Regions from separate parts of the Mus musculus genome. Here region 1 is linked to region 2. Evidence: chromatin loops called from intact Hi-C (ENCODE). Cell type or tissue: heart. All regions are shown on one strand. Each heading gives the region's core, and the rest is flanking DNA. Links, peaks and the distances in the headings are about the cores only.

Region 1 (7,172 bases), core at 2,228-4,727, 110 kb after region 2:
AACCCTAAGGAGCTCTTGGGATTTAGAGATCTGACTGGCAGACATATAACTGGGATATAGCATCTCAGAGGAGAGGATGGGGACATTTCCCAGGAAGTAGAACTTTTAAAAGGGAAACAGGAAATGTAATAGAATAGGTAAGAGTTTAATGATTCAGTCCATAAAAACTTCCTTCAAATTAATGGTGATGCAGAAGAGACGAAGGGGATTTTTAGATTTAAAAAGCTAACCTCTGAGCAGGGCCCTGAGAGTAGGAAGAGCATCATTGTTTTGTTTTGTGTTTTACCTGATTCAAATGGAAGAGATTTCCGCTGTAGCCAAGTTCAACCCTAGTTCAACCTGTCAGTCAGGCATGGAGGCTCTCAAGACACTGATGTCATGTGCATGGTTTTGGGCACTTATGGAACAGAATATAAAAGGCAAGGCTTGGGGGGGGGGGGGCTCAGATGATAAAGGATGTCCCATGAACAAGAGGAAGAACGTGTTCCCAGTACGGTGACACAGGGACAGTTGTGATGACTGTCTTTGAGGGTTTAGCTCCTTCTCCTGAACTTGAGACATCCCTGCCCCTCTTTACCTCATCACAACTGCTGGCAAGCGGCTCTTGCTGCTTGATGCACCCAGCTTGGCTGGACGATAGCAAACCCTGAGTGCAATCAGAACGGGTAGGCTCAGTAAGCACCATCCACCGGGCAGGATGCACTTAACCATTGAAAAATGAATAGGCAATGTTCAAATGGCTGCCCTTGGGGCTGCTGAGGGGTAAGGGAATGACTGCTGTCTCTTGTTAGAGGTCTTACAAAGATAAGTGACTCTTGGGCTGAGCATGGTGGGTGTATGCCTTTAATACCAGCACTTGGCTGAAGCCAGTCTGGTCCTATACAGCAAGTTTGAGGCCAGCCAAGGTGACCCCCAGTCCCAATCAATAGGTGACTTAAAATTATTTGTGACTGCGCTTCCATAAAGAAGGATACCTCAGGCTTCCAATAGGATGTCAGGATAAGAATCGAAGCTTCCCAAGAATCAGAAGAGTCCAACCAACACCCCGAGCACCCACTGAAGAAGGCGGCAGGCCACGAGCCAGGCCACGGCCCTGGAGAAATAACAGCTCAGCAAAGGCAGGGCTGAAAAGCACGTCCCAGGAGACAGGAGGAACAGGGAACCCCCACCTCCCTTCAACAACTCTTTGGTATCCTATTTCAGGTTCTGGCTATGGTCCGTCTAGGAACTCTTTTTTTTTTTTTTTTTTTTTTTTTGGTGGGGGGAGGGGGAATGTATGTGTGGGGGAGAAGGAAGGGGCAGTAAGACAAGGTTTCTCTGTGTAGCCCGAGTAGTCCTGGAACTTGCTCTGTAGATCAGGTTGGCCCCTAACTCTGAGATCCACCTGCCTCTCAAGTACTGGGATCAAAGGTGTGTACCCCCCACTGCCTGGCTAACTCTTTCCTATAGAACCCAAGGGAGCCTCCTTCTACAAAACTCTGAACGTCACCTGGGGGGGGTCCCACAGTACTTCCTAGAGAGAGTGGAGGTATTACTGGAGAGCTGAGAATTTTGCATCCCAAGTTACTTTGAAATTCACCTATAACGTGAGTTTATGCAAAAACAGTTATAGCACTGTATTTTATATAGATTATGCTCCCTGTCATATTCAGCTAGACCTAGTTTATAGAAAGAAAAAAGATGTTTATATTCTCAGGAACTTTTCTCTCTGGGGCTGGAGAGATGGCTCAATGGTTAAGAGCCCTGGCTACTTTTGCAGAGGTCCTGAGTTCAATTCCCAGCACCCACATGGTGGCTCACAACCATCTGTGGCGGAATCTGATGCTCTCTTCTGGTGTGCATGAAGACAGAGCACTCATATACATAAAATATGTAAATAAACCTTAAAAAAAAGAAACACTTCTCTCCATTTTCTATTCTTGTCACTTGAAGTCACTTCACTCTTTCTACTTCTAAGCTACCCACTGAACTAGGACCAGAGACAGTTCACAACTATAACCCAGAACTGGAGACTTAGGTAGGAGGTTCACAAGTCCAAGGGCAGCCTGGGCTACATACTGAGGGAGTCCCTGATTCAAAAAGGAAGAAAGAAAGAAGGAAAAAAGAAAAAGAAAGGAAGGAAGGAAGGAAGGAAGGAGGGACAAACATCCAAAAAATAGAAAAACAAAAAACAAAAAATCCCAAAAACTAAAAAAAAAAAAAAAAAAAAAAAAAAAACAAAAACCAAAACTATCCTCTTTTTAAGCATTCTTCATTATTATTATTTTTTTAACTTCTGGGTAATCTAGTCAAAAAAGTTTGCATAATCAGTGAATAGGGTTGTTGTTCAAGCACACTGTTTAGTAATTTGGGGCAAAGACCTATCCCCAGAGGAGATGACAGCCTTGTATGTGGAAACATCGAAACTCTCCCTTTGGGAGAGGAAACCTTTGGCTAACAAAGCTAACCAGAAGCTAACCAAAAGCCAGGAGAAAGGTCCAAGGACCGAAGGACTGCTTCCACCGCAATACACACACATAGACACACAGAGACACTCACAGGTTGCCTCTTTACATCCAGTTATTGACAAACCAGTTCCAAATCGCTCCTCCCAGTGAATACAAACCACTTTTTTTTTTTTTTTTGACTTCCCAGGCATGCAAACCCCCAAATAGAAAGTCACAAGCTGTCAGGTAGCCGCTCATTTCTGGGAGGCTGTGGTTAAATTCTCACATTGGTAGATCCAGCCTCCGTATGCACCTCAGGTCGAAAGGCCTGGGCTTTTTCTTTTTCTTTTTTTTCCCCGTTAGATTCTTACCTCCAGTTTCGAAGTCACCTCTAGAAGCTTTCTCTCAGATCTCTTCCCTCAGCTCCTCCGGGAGCCTTGGGGACAGGAGCAGCTGGCCTCCGGGTAATCCGTTGAAGCTGAGCTGAGTGAGACCTGTCATTAGCCCGAGCACCTGCTAGCAGCCCCCGGCACAGGGCAGGGCGAGGCGAGGCGGGGCGAGGCAGGCTTTGCGGGGGACACTGCCCTCCCCAGGTCCCCCGGGCTGTCCTGCAGTCCCAAGCCTCTGCTCCTGCAGGACTTCTCCAATGCTCCTCTCCGCGGGCTACGGATGTGCGGGAGGAGCCCTCCCTGCTCGGCGGGTGGAGGGGGTTATGAAAAGGCTGTAATGCAATCCTAGCCCGACTCTCACTTGTCAAAACTCCACGGCATTCCAGAGTCCTTTCCCCTTCACCCCGTCCTCTGCAGGGAAAAGGAAACCGCGCCCGGAGGGTTGCACGGAGTTTGGGGCTTCTCTTTCAGACACTTTTGTTTACATCTAGAGCGCGGGAGCTTCCTGCGGTGAAAGGGGGTTAACCGCTCCCCCACTCCTTACCATCCAGATACCCCCACTCTGGCTGGAGTTCTCCTACAAGCTAAGAAGCTGCATCTCCTGACATCATTCATTTCATGACTGCTCCTCTTCACCATCAGCAGAAGCCTGGCTTCTTGTGGGGGGCGCATGAACCACCACACCCTCCCAACTAAAATCACAACTATCCTACCCGGCGGGATGTCCGGGAACTTTCCAGAAACTCCAAATCAGATTCCTTCTGTTGGAATAACCAAACTCACCACCCCTGAATTACAATCGCCAGTGACTGCACGGCTAAAGCATTTCCTTTATACCTTCTCCGCTCGCCTGCCCCTCCCACCTTCTGCAGGGCTCAGTCAACAAGTCATCCCCCGAGAGGCCGGAATGGGCTTGGGCAGCTCAGCCATTTCTCCAGCTGCAAACTGATGAGGAAGCCCGACCCACGAGGGCCAACTTGTTTATGTCACACCCACCGAAGGCTTCCTGTCTTAAATTAATGAGAATGCAAGAAGGCTTAGGAAAACAATGTTTGCTTTTCTTTAAAAGTAGGAGAAGGCTGAGGGGACCTCCACTCCGCCCCGCCCCATCATTCCATGGCTTTTCAAAACTTCAATTGTATTTTAGTTCTATGTTTCCATTCCTAACACTTGTTGAAACGTAAAAGCTCTTGCTGTGCCAAACCTCAAACCATTAAGGAACCTTCTGCTCAAACAAAACACGTTTCACCTGGCTCTGAAGGGCTCCAACTTGGTGCTCCAGGTAGGAGTAGAGCTAGGGATAGAGTGAGCTCCCGGGGTTAAATGCAGGAATGCCAGCACAAACCAGCTCACTGCAGCCCTATGCCTCCCTCCTGGGACTTGCACCGACAGGCACACACCCTCCCAGCTCCTTGGACTTGTATCAAAACCTTGTACAGTTCCGCTTCACCCTCTATCTTCAAGCTATCGAGCTCTTCCTGAACATCCCGCAGCCCACGAAAGAAAATGAGCTTCGCAAAGGACAAATCTTTGGGAATTTGATGCGATTAATTATAATGGAGGAAGGCCGCAATCCCCGTACCAATACTGCTACTGGGATGGGTAATTAGAGAATAGGAGAGGCCAGCCCATGTCAAGTCAGGGCTGGAAGTCTGCCCACTCACAGAATCTGCCCAGGAGCACACGGTAAGTAATTACCAAAATTACCAATTACCAGTCCTCGGATTAGGACCCCCCCCCCCAGCTGCTTCATTAAGACCTGCGTTAAGAGCAAAACAGAAACAGGTAGGAAAGCCAGACTGTGGCCTTCCTTCTTTGATAGTTTATCTCAAAATGTGAGTCCCTGTAGCCAACACCACCTGGTGGAGGTCCCTGGAAGGCTGTGTGTCAGGAGCTTTGTGAGCCAATTCCTCAAAAGACTTCATGACTTCAGAAAAGGGTCCTGCATTTCCACCCTTAACAGAAAAGCCTCTGGCTTCCAGACAATCAAACTTTGTAAACTTTTTTTTTCCACTTGCAACTCCTTTTAGCTGGAGAAAGTATATGTATATGTGTGTATCCACAGTCTTGGATATGTAGGTGTATAATTTAGATATACAAATCAAACATTTACTGATAATACAGCATAAAGGAATTCATGAAAACAATTCTTTGGTGGACAGATAATTTTGCCTTTATTAAAGGTGAAAGCAAATCTGTATGCTAATGAGATGGGTTAGCTTGTTTACTTTTTACAGAAAGAATCAAATCTTGCAGGACACTGGGTACCCTAAGCTTTTTCCAGAGTTGTTTGATACGTTATAGTCAGTGCCGAGGCAACTGTTTCACAGAAAGAGCGGGCCAGGTGAGATGGAGAGAGCACATCTTTAATCCCAGCGTGTGGAAGCAGAGGCAGGCAGAGGTCTATGTGTTTGTGGCCAGCCTGATCTACAGTCAGCCAAGGCTATGTAGTGAGACCCCTGTCTCAAAAAAAAAAAAAAAAAAGCAAAGCAAAAAATGTAGTATTAAGATGGCAGAAGTATGTTTAGGGTATTTCAGAAGTTACTGTAAGTTCTGTCCTAATTCCAAACCATTATTCATTTAATTTTATTTTCATGAAACTCAATTTTGCAGCTTAAATGATACGTTTTAAAAATCAAACATTTTAATAGAACCTAATCCAAAAACATACTATTAATTTGATACTTATAGTCTAAGAAATGATTGTAGGAAAATTTGCTCTGTTTTCTATAATTGAACCATTACGGTTATAGACAAGCAGGAAGCTTTGTAGAGTCAAAACACTGCAGTTCTTATCATAAACAGCCTGGATGGAGGTGTGTCAGCAGAGTCGTCATTGTCTCGTGTGTCACACACACACACAGTGTAGAGTGCTTGTGTTACCATGTCGTATGAAGTGTGCTGGGAATACAGGTGAGTGTAATGTGCCTTCAGTCCAAGAAAGGGGCCCTGAGTTGACCTCCAGCACCTATGTAAAAAAACAAAACAAAAAACAGACCGCAGACATGGTAGGATGATGGGACTGCAGACTGAGACAGGAGGATTCCTGGGTTTGCTGGCCAGCCAGTCTAGCCTAATTGGCAAGCACAGGTCCCAGGAAAAGACTCCTCAAAAAGCCAAGCTGGACAGCTCCAAAGGATCGACACCTGGGGTTGCCTTCTGACATCCACATGCATGAACACACACATACACACTCACACACATACACACGTATTTACACACACACCCATACATTCACACATGCACACATCCACACACATACACTCACACATATACATACATTCATGCATACACACTCATACACACACATACATACACATACACACATATTTACACACACACACACACATTCACACACATGTACATATTCACACACACATCCACACACATATACATATTCACATACACTCACACATATACATACATTCATGCATACACACTCATACATACACATACATACACGTACACACATACACACACATTCATATATATACACACACAGTGGGGGTGACAAGGGATAGCATTGGAGAACACCAAAGATACACTGAAGTTGCAAGATGCAACCCAGGCAACCTCCTCAAATTCTTTGATTTTGAATTCATTTTGGACACTAAGTATTAAGAAACCTTTATTATTTCCAAGTTTTCCACTTCCCTGCATTGTGTTATGATGAGGTCATGACCCACAGGTTAGGAAAGTTGGGGTATCATGGACATTTGCATTCCCTCCCTTCCTCTTTCCACCTTTCCCACCCAGGTGGACATTTTGTGGGTACACCAGCATCTTTTCACAAGACATTTCAGTATCCTACGAGTTCCACAGGAGCTAAGCTCAACTTGAATTATGATTTTCTAATAATAATTCCAATAGCGCCTTTTCCTTTTTGATTGTCTTTCTTGTTGAGCTTCATGCTTTAGCATCTAGCTTTCTCCACGCTTTCCAATCTGGTACAGAATTTATACTGGGTAAATCCCTGCTGTTTATAGTAATCTACAGTTTCAAGGATAATGCAAAGAAATAGCCCTCTTCCCCACTGAAGATCAGTGCAGGATGTGTACGAGCTAGAGGATTAGCAATTGGTCCACATCTGCATAATGTCTTAGTGTCAGGAGAGCTTTGGAAAACATATGACATTCTCATCAGCCTGACAGAAAGATAGGGACCATGATGGCTGTCCCTCCCTAGGCTTCACTTCTGACTGGAAAAGAGATCAACGGCTCAGTAAACAAAGGAGGGCTTCAAGTGTGCACCATGATTTTATCCTGGATCTGGTTTCAATAATACTTGAAATCTGTGTGTGTGTGTGTGTGTGTGTGTGTGTGTGTGTGTGTGTATACACCCAGAGACTACGAATAAC
Region 2 (7,172 bases), core at 2,084-4,583:
CAGTTGCTTAGAGTCAGTAGTGAGCTTGGTGCAAAGAGAGGTCTGAGAGGCAGGCAGAGGGCATGTGAAGGCTGGGGAAATTATTAGTTCAGTTTCCACTCTTGCTGAAAGCCAAAGGAAAGCCACCAAAAGCCACCATTCCGTGTAGAGAAAGGGTACAGCCACAGGGTTGTTTAACCTGCCCACCAACCCCGCGCCCCTGCCCCCGGGTCCTTCATGGTAGGCTTACCCACTTGCTTGGGTGGGGCCTCCTGAGAAAGCTGTCCTCTGATGGAAAAGCAACTTTCCCCTCTTCCCTCAAAGGTAGCAATGTCCCAGTAACTGATGAAGAATGCAGATGTTTGCTTTGCTTCTCAAGTCCCCGGGCTCGACAGAGGTAGGTCAGTTCCCAAAGCTTAACCGTGCTACCTAAGTTCAAGGCGCAGAGAGAGGAGTACTAGCTTCTGAACGGCAGAGAAAGAAGGTTGGTGCAAGAGCAGATAGAAATAGATCAGGAGCCCGTATTTTCTCCTTGTAGTAGGACACCTTCCTGTGTGTGCCGGTGTGACACAGCAGATTGACCCCTTGTGCAGAGAAGCGTTGTAAGCTACTCGGATGACCTGGTATGGTTCAAATTCAAAGATGGACTCTACCACTAATCTGCCTGCGTGGTTTCTTCCACATTCAAGCAGAAGTCTGGAAGTCTGAATTGAAACCCTGAGTTGTTTTCAAGCATCCTTAAGAAGCAGTAAGCGTGTCTTCGTGCACACGAAAGAGCGTTCTAGAGACTGATATATATGCACACAACCCCACAGCCTGTGGTTTCCAGTTTCAACTTTCTTAAATGAAACGCATCTCCCTTTCAGAAGTTTCCAGAATGTGCTGAGAAAGATATAAAAAAGGAAGGCGCCACATTCTTCTCTGATTCTGTCACTCACGTCTTCAGAAAGGCATCATCCTAGCGCTGGAAGCAGCCAGAGGCTCACTTACCGTGCCCCGGACAGCAGCTGAGCCTGTCCCCTCTTCATCATCCCTGGCTGCCTCCTGGTCTTCGTTGTCAGTCCAGGAGGATATGTCCTCCACTGAACTAGTCAGGTCAGGTAAGCTCTTCGATGTTAACTTCAGAAGGTCCTCCGCTGAGCTCTCCTAAGAGGATACACGAGAGGCCCAGGAATTACCCACCCGGGTACCAGCAGCAGCTGATGGAAATCAACCTGCTGAGGCCAGCCACAAGCTCTGACCCAGAGAGTGTGTGAAGTTTATGGTCCACACGTGTGGGGTCACTGTCAATGTCAGGTGTGGTAATACAATGTAAAGCCACAAGGAGCACCCAGGAGCCTGGCACACTTCCTAGAAAGGCCACTAGACACGGAGGCCAGGGATGGGATCTGGGCTGAAGAGTTGAGCTAAGGAAAGACTGTGATGTGTTCCCTTTATCTCCTCAGCCTAGCCACTTCCGTAGGGAGTAGAACGTTCCACGAGGCTTGAACCATCCAACTGCTTGACTGTCCGCAGAACACAGAAGCCAAAACCAACTCACAGGTTGTAACAGACCTTACAAACTTTTAGTGATCTGGCATCCAAAGTCAGCAGTGCTCGTTTGTTACCTGCTTGATGCCATTTTTAACCCCAAGGTATGTGAAAAACATTCACTCTAGGCAAGCAGTATATCAGTTGAGCTACACTCCAGGCCTAGGACAACCGTCTGTAACAGTAATTGTGAATATATTGCACTGTTTGTCTGTCTAAGGAAATAAGTTATTAGGCCACACATGAGTCCATTTCTCTTCGGTGTTGTCTACTCTGTTGGACCATCTGTAAGAAAGAATTTTTTTAAAAATAAAATGAAGGTTGTAACCAGTGAGTAAATTACAAAGTAGCCATGAGATAGAATATTCTATGGCACTGAGATGAACTTCTGGTGGGAAAGGGTCTCCCAGCCTGCTACTCGGAGAGCAGGCAGATCAGAAGCACGTGTGACAGCATGCTATCCTCCCATGTGGAATGATGACACACGTGCTCATGCATGACAAAGAGAGAAGTAGTCTCCCCACTGCTCCCTCTAGCCAGCCACACTGCTCAGGGGCTTAACTGCCTCCTTTAAGCTTTGTGACATCCTCAGAGGCACTTCCCAAGTCTCGAGTCTCGCTGTGCAGAAAGGGAACAGGGATTTAAACATGTAATGGCTTGCCCAGAACACACAGCTTTTCTCAGGGTGGAGCTGGTGTTTAAGTCCATGTGGGATGGCCTCCAAGACGTCCTCTGTCAATTTGTGTTTGACTCAAAGAAAACGAAAACATGGGTGCGGGCGTGCGCGCGCACACACACACACACACACACACACACACACAACATACACAGAGTAAAGGAGCATCGAAATCACCCTGGCTGTTCTAGCATGCCTTTTTTTCTTGCTGTGATTTAAAAAAAGGACTAAAAGCTTGCTGCAGTGCTATGTGCCTTCTATCCCAGCACTCAGGAGGATCTCTGCACGGATGAGGCTAGCCTGGTCTGCACAGTAAGTTCCAGGTCAGCCAGGGCTATCTAGAGAGAACCTGTTTCTAAAAGCAAGGCAAAACAACCAAACAGACAAGGACTAAACAAGCTGAGGAAGGAAATGTTTATTCCGCTCACACATCCTTATCACAGTCTATCAGGATGGAAACCAAGGCAGGGGGACCTGGAAGTAGGAACTGAAGCAGTGGCTATAGAGGAAGGCTGCTTCCTGGCTGTACTCTCCGTGGCCTGCTTGCTCAACTTGTTTTTATAGAACCGCAGTCCACCTGCTCAGGGGTGATATTACCAGTGTGTTGGGCACCTCCTAATCAATCAGGAAATGTCCCCACAGACTTGCCGGAAGCTCCCCTTCCCAAGAGAACCCTGACTTGCATCAGGTTGACAAAAAACTATCCAGCACACCGGCAGGTCGGCTTTCACAACACAGACACCCAAGCTCCTACTAGGATACAGGCTAACTGCCTGTTTCTGTGGAAGCATCCGGCATCCTCTCCATGAGGTGACTACACTTCCGGACAATGCCTTAAAGTTTTGTGACAAGTGTCCTAGATCTAGAATAGTAAGATTTTTACATTTTTATTATTCTTTATAGTTGGACGCTGGAAACCCTCCCATCCTTCAAACCCCAGGGATAAAGGCAAAACCAAGCCTATGGCTTTCCTACTCTGGTTAGATAAAGAGGAAGAATGGCTGGATGCCAGGAGAAACCTGCTGATGAATGCTCCTCTTCCTCTTGCATGGACGAGCACTCAGACAGTTGGGGACAAGGTTAGGAACCAGCAGCAGGCTGGATCGCTGGCTGCCTGAGTGTAAACAGGACACACAGCAGGAACTGAAAGGTGTTAGTTATCCTCTGAGATCTGGGGTGGGTGCCCAGGATCCTGTGGTGTGAGAACTGGTTCCCGGATGTTGCTCAGCCCTATAAGAACCCAGGGCCTCTGGGAGGAGCACACTATCTTTTTCTGACACCCTGCTCTGTTACACTTTACATGTTCTTTACCTCTAGGGCGGCTGGGAGAATGGCAGCAGCAGACATTTCGCAATCTATTGGACTTGGCAGAAAACCTGCTTTTGTCTACTGCCCCCAAGGAAGTTAAATAATCGCTGGGATTTAAATGGAAGTCTTTGAATAAGAACACACATCTGCCTCAAGGGATTGGTTTAGCATCTACTGAGATGATTCTAGTATCTGGCAACTGTTATATACTCTACCTCTTATCTTTTAAGGGGCCAGGTAGGTGGAGAGCCTGGCATTACTCGGAACCATCTTTGAGGTCCTGTGAGTGTACCTCATAGGGCAACAGCATAGCTCTGCAGAGCTAAGATGTGTGTGGCCTTGCACAGATTCTTCTGAGCAGCCAGTAGTGGCCCACGTCTCCACACATTTAGCATGGAGAAGGCATCCCCCTATTCCTCCTCCGAGTTTAGCAGGTTAAAGTGAGCTGTTTAGACCTGAGGCTGTGATGGCACATGCCATAATCCTGGGCAGAAACTGACACTTTGAGCTGCTCCCTGGATGGAGGTAGCTGTGCAAATGAAGTAGGCTGCCAACACAGGACTATGTGCAAGACCCAGGGATGCTGCCAAACTGCTGATCTGCTAGGCAAAGTGAAGAGGTGGTCTTTCTTCCCTTGAAGCATGTCCCCCCGTCCCTGAAAGGAATGATTAGCAGGGGGACAGAGAAGCTCCCAGGACCTCTATCCTTCTTTGTCCCTGTGGAGAGATGCAGATAGCCCTTTGGGTATAGAAGATTCAGGAGAAGTTCCCAGGGCCCACAAAACCTCTGTAGGGAGCAAAGGGCTACAGGAAGAGTGGGCTCAGATCTGCCTCAGGCGCTTACAACTTTCACCCAAGGCGTACCTTGGCAACCCTAATGTTCTCCTCAAAGGTTTGGGGTAAGAGGTAGGAAGAGAAACAGACTTTTTTTGTTTTGTTTTGTTTTGTTTTTCAAGACAGGGTTTCTCTTTATAGTCCAGGCTGGCCTCGAACTCAGAAATCCGCCTGCCTCTGCCTCCCAAGTGCTGGGATCAAAGGCTTGTGCCACCATGCCCGGCCTGAGGCAGATTTTTCAGATAGCTTGAAAAGGAATCCTAATCTGGTATTATATATAATTGTCTTTTGTTACCTGTGAGACACCAGAGCTTAAGATGCTTAAATCCTTCTTCCTACAACACGATATAATATTTGTATAAAACATATCTATCCCTTAAATAGTTCCCAGGTTGTCATACAATGTGAATGATCTATAAATAGCTGCTGGATTATTTAAGGAGCAACAAAGGGAGGGGGTTAGGGTCTGTGTTAAGTAAAAATACAATTGTTACTTTAAATACTTTCCATCTGGGGTTGGTTGAGCCTATGGATGGAGACTCATGGATATGGAGAACCAACTGCATTCCCCAAACTGGTGCTAGATCTTATAATCTAAAAAAGAAAAAAATACAGGAAAACCTACAGATGCCAAGGTTCAAAATAAAAAGCAGGAAGATGGAAAGGGAATTAGAAACAATGGCAGCAGACTCTATGCAGAGCTGAGCTGTGTGTGGCCTCACACAGATTCTCCCAGTCAGCCACTCAGCGGCAGAAAGAGCCATGTGGTTCTACCTTACTCACTCCTAAGTCACAGGACCTCTTTAATGGTCTCAACAGCATAACCAGAAGACCTAGCAGAAGGAGAGCAGTCATTGTCTCCTGGCCTCCTCAGAGCCGTGGCATCGGCAGCCTTTCTCTAGGAACTTTTGAATGCAGATCATAAGAGCCCATGACAGAGTCATTACATCAACACACACAGGTGAAAGAAACCCAGACTTGGGTTTCAGGATCCGGTGATAACAGTGAAGACCAGGAGGGAGATATGGCAGCAGAATGGGACAGAGGGTGGTGTGCCAAGCATTTGCTATCTGGCACTGTTGACAGCACCATGACCTCTGCAAGATGGCAGCCACTATGGATGCTCTGCCCACTGTCATATCTGCCGAGTTGGGGAGGAAGGGAAGGTGGAGGTGGTTGGACAAAGGAGGCATAGAGCTTCTTCCAGCTCTAACAACGTAGGGGTGATTAGACTAGGGACCAGGACTCTCCACAGACAGCCCTGAGACTTTTCTCATTCTGGCCTCAGAAGATGCATTCCTTACTGTGGTGGTTTGGATGTGAAGTGTCCACGCCCCCTCACCCCCAGCTATGCTGAAGGCCTGGTCCTTCGTACAATACTTGGAGGTGAGACTTAGGTAAGTGGTTGGTCCTGAGTGTTCTTATGTAACAGATGGATGGATCCATTAATGGATCCACAATTGGAGTACTGGGAAGTGGTAGAAACTGAAAGATGGGGCCTAGTTGGGCTAAGAGGGCCCCTGGGATATGTGTCTTTGAAGGGCCTCTTCATGTCTCAGTGTCTTTATTTCTTGACTGCACAGGGCACACAACTTTCCTTTGTCCACTATACTCTTTTGCCACAACGTTTCTGTATGGTCATAGGCCCAGTAAGGGATCCAGGGGGTCATACACTGAAGCCATGAGCCCTAATAACCTTTCTTCTTCTTTAAGTCACCTATCTCAGGCATTTCATCATAGTGACCAAAAAAAAAAAAAATTCCATGCAGCCTTCTTTTTCCTCCTATCATGTTTCTGCATCTCCTATTCTTTACCTTCTCCTTCATTCTGTTATAACTTTTCTAACAAGCATCTTTAATGACTTAATCAAGCACATTTCAGTCACATGTGCACATCTGTGGAATCACAGCTACCGCCCAAGATAAGCCGTAAGCATGCACATACCTGCTGGCATGGGAAGGGCTCCCGTCCGGACTCATACTACCATGATAAATACCAAGAATGACAGAAACTACCTACCTTGCTGGCCACCACCAGCTGTACCATCCCAGTGGCTGAGCGCAGAATAGCCACAGCTTCCTCATGGGAGAGCCCGACCAGTAAGTGACCATTGATCACCAGCAGTTCATCTCCTAAGGACAGCCTGCCATCCCTGAAGAAACGGAGATGGGAAAAAAGACCCCTGGTCAAGACATTCTGGGTTAGAGAAGTGCCGTCTTCTAGGAGCTAGGCAGAGTCATGAGACAGGACAGTTAGATAAGGTGGAAGAGGAAGGAAAGACAACCAAAGATGGTTTTGGGTGGGATTGCGTTAACGCTAGTATCCAGACTCATGGACTCTTTGACAGTCTCTGGGACTCTTGACAGTCACTTACCAATACACTCACTCTTAAGCTAAGCGTCTCTGACAACGAACGTCAATGACACTTCATCTGGATGACTATTGTGATAGAGCAACTAAGACCCTCAGGTTTTAGGAGACTCAAGTCAGTCGATCTTTCCCTAATCCTCCCTGTCATCAGCTCGGGGCTATTGCTAAGCTGAACACAGACAGTGCCAAGACACGTCAAACCCACCTGCGGCCCTTCACTGGTCTATTGTGTCTCCCTCCCCGCCCCATCAGACAGAAGCAGGATTCTTTCTGGGAAACTGGGGCTATGTGGTAAGTGTTGGTACCTCCGTACCCCACCACAGAGCTACAGGACCTTGAAGATAAAACTTTCCAAGGATTATTTCACTCTTGGGTCCCCCACAGAGGACAAACTAGCGAAGCAGAAGCAATCACAGCAATGAAGTGTTGAGCTTGCTATTGTTAAAGGTTTGAGATTTGATTCATTTCTGTGGTTG

The links. Hi-C counts contacts between places; a loop is a spot of excess contacts. Peaks named below come from ENCODE experiments on the same cell type or tissue, not always from the same donor. Only the 100,000 strongest peaks of a DNase experiment are listed, where the experiment ranks them.
Region 1: it touches region 2 in a loop (1.9-fold over the local background); 3 of 42 quality-filtered maps call a loop at or near these places.

What each region holds. Positions count from the first base shown.
Region 1 is chr15:12,546,439-12,553,610 of GRCm38, forward strand. The region is part of intron 3 of Pdzd2 (PDZ domain containing 2); the gene reads right to left. Among named protein-coding and RNA genes, the nearest start is that of Gm52211, 58 kb to the left of the region's middle. In heart, for the core only: CTCF peaks have their summits at 3,734 and 4,681; DNase peaks (open chromatin) are centred at 2,443, 3,073, 3,713 and 4,123; H3K4me3 peaks cover 1,755 bases; H3K27ac peaks cover 1,184 bases.
Region 2 is chr15:12,436,135-12,443,306 of GRCm38, forward strand. Pdzd2 (PDZ domain containing 2) reads right to left here. Exons shown (of 26, transcript NM_001081064.2): 6 at 6,346-6,478; 7 at 970-1,125. Among named protein-coding and RNA genes, the nearest start is that of Gm52211, 52 kb to the right of the region's middle. In heart, for the core only: no CTCF peak of the experiment used is centred there; a DNase peak (open chromatin) is centred at 3,337.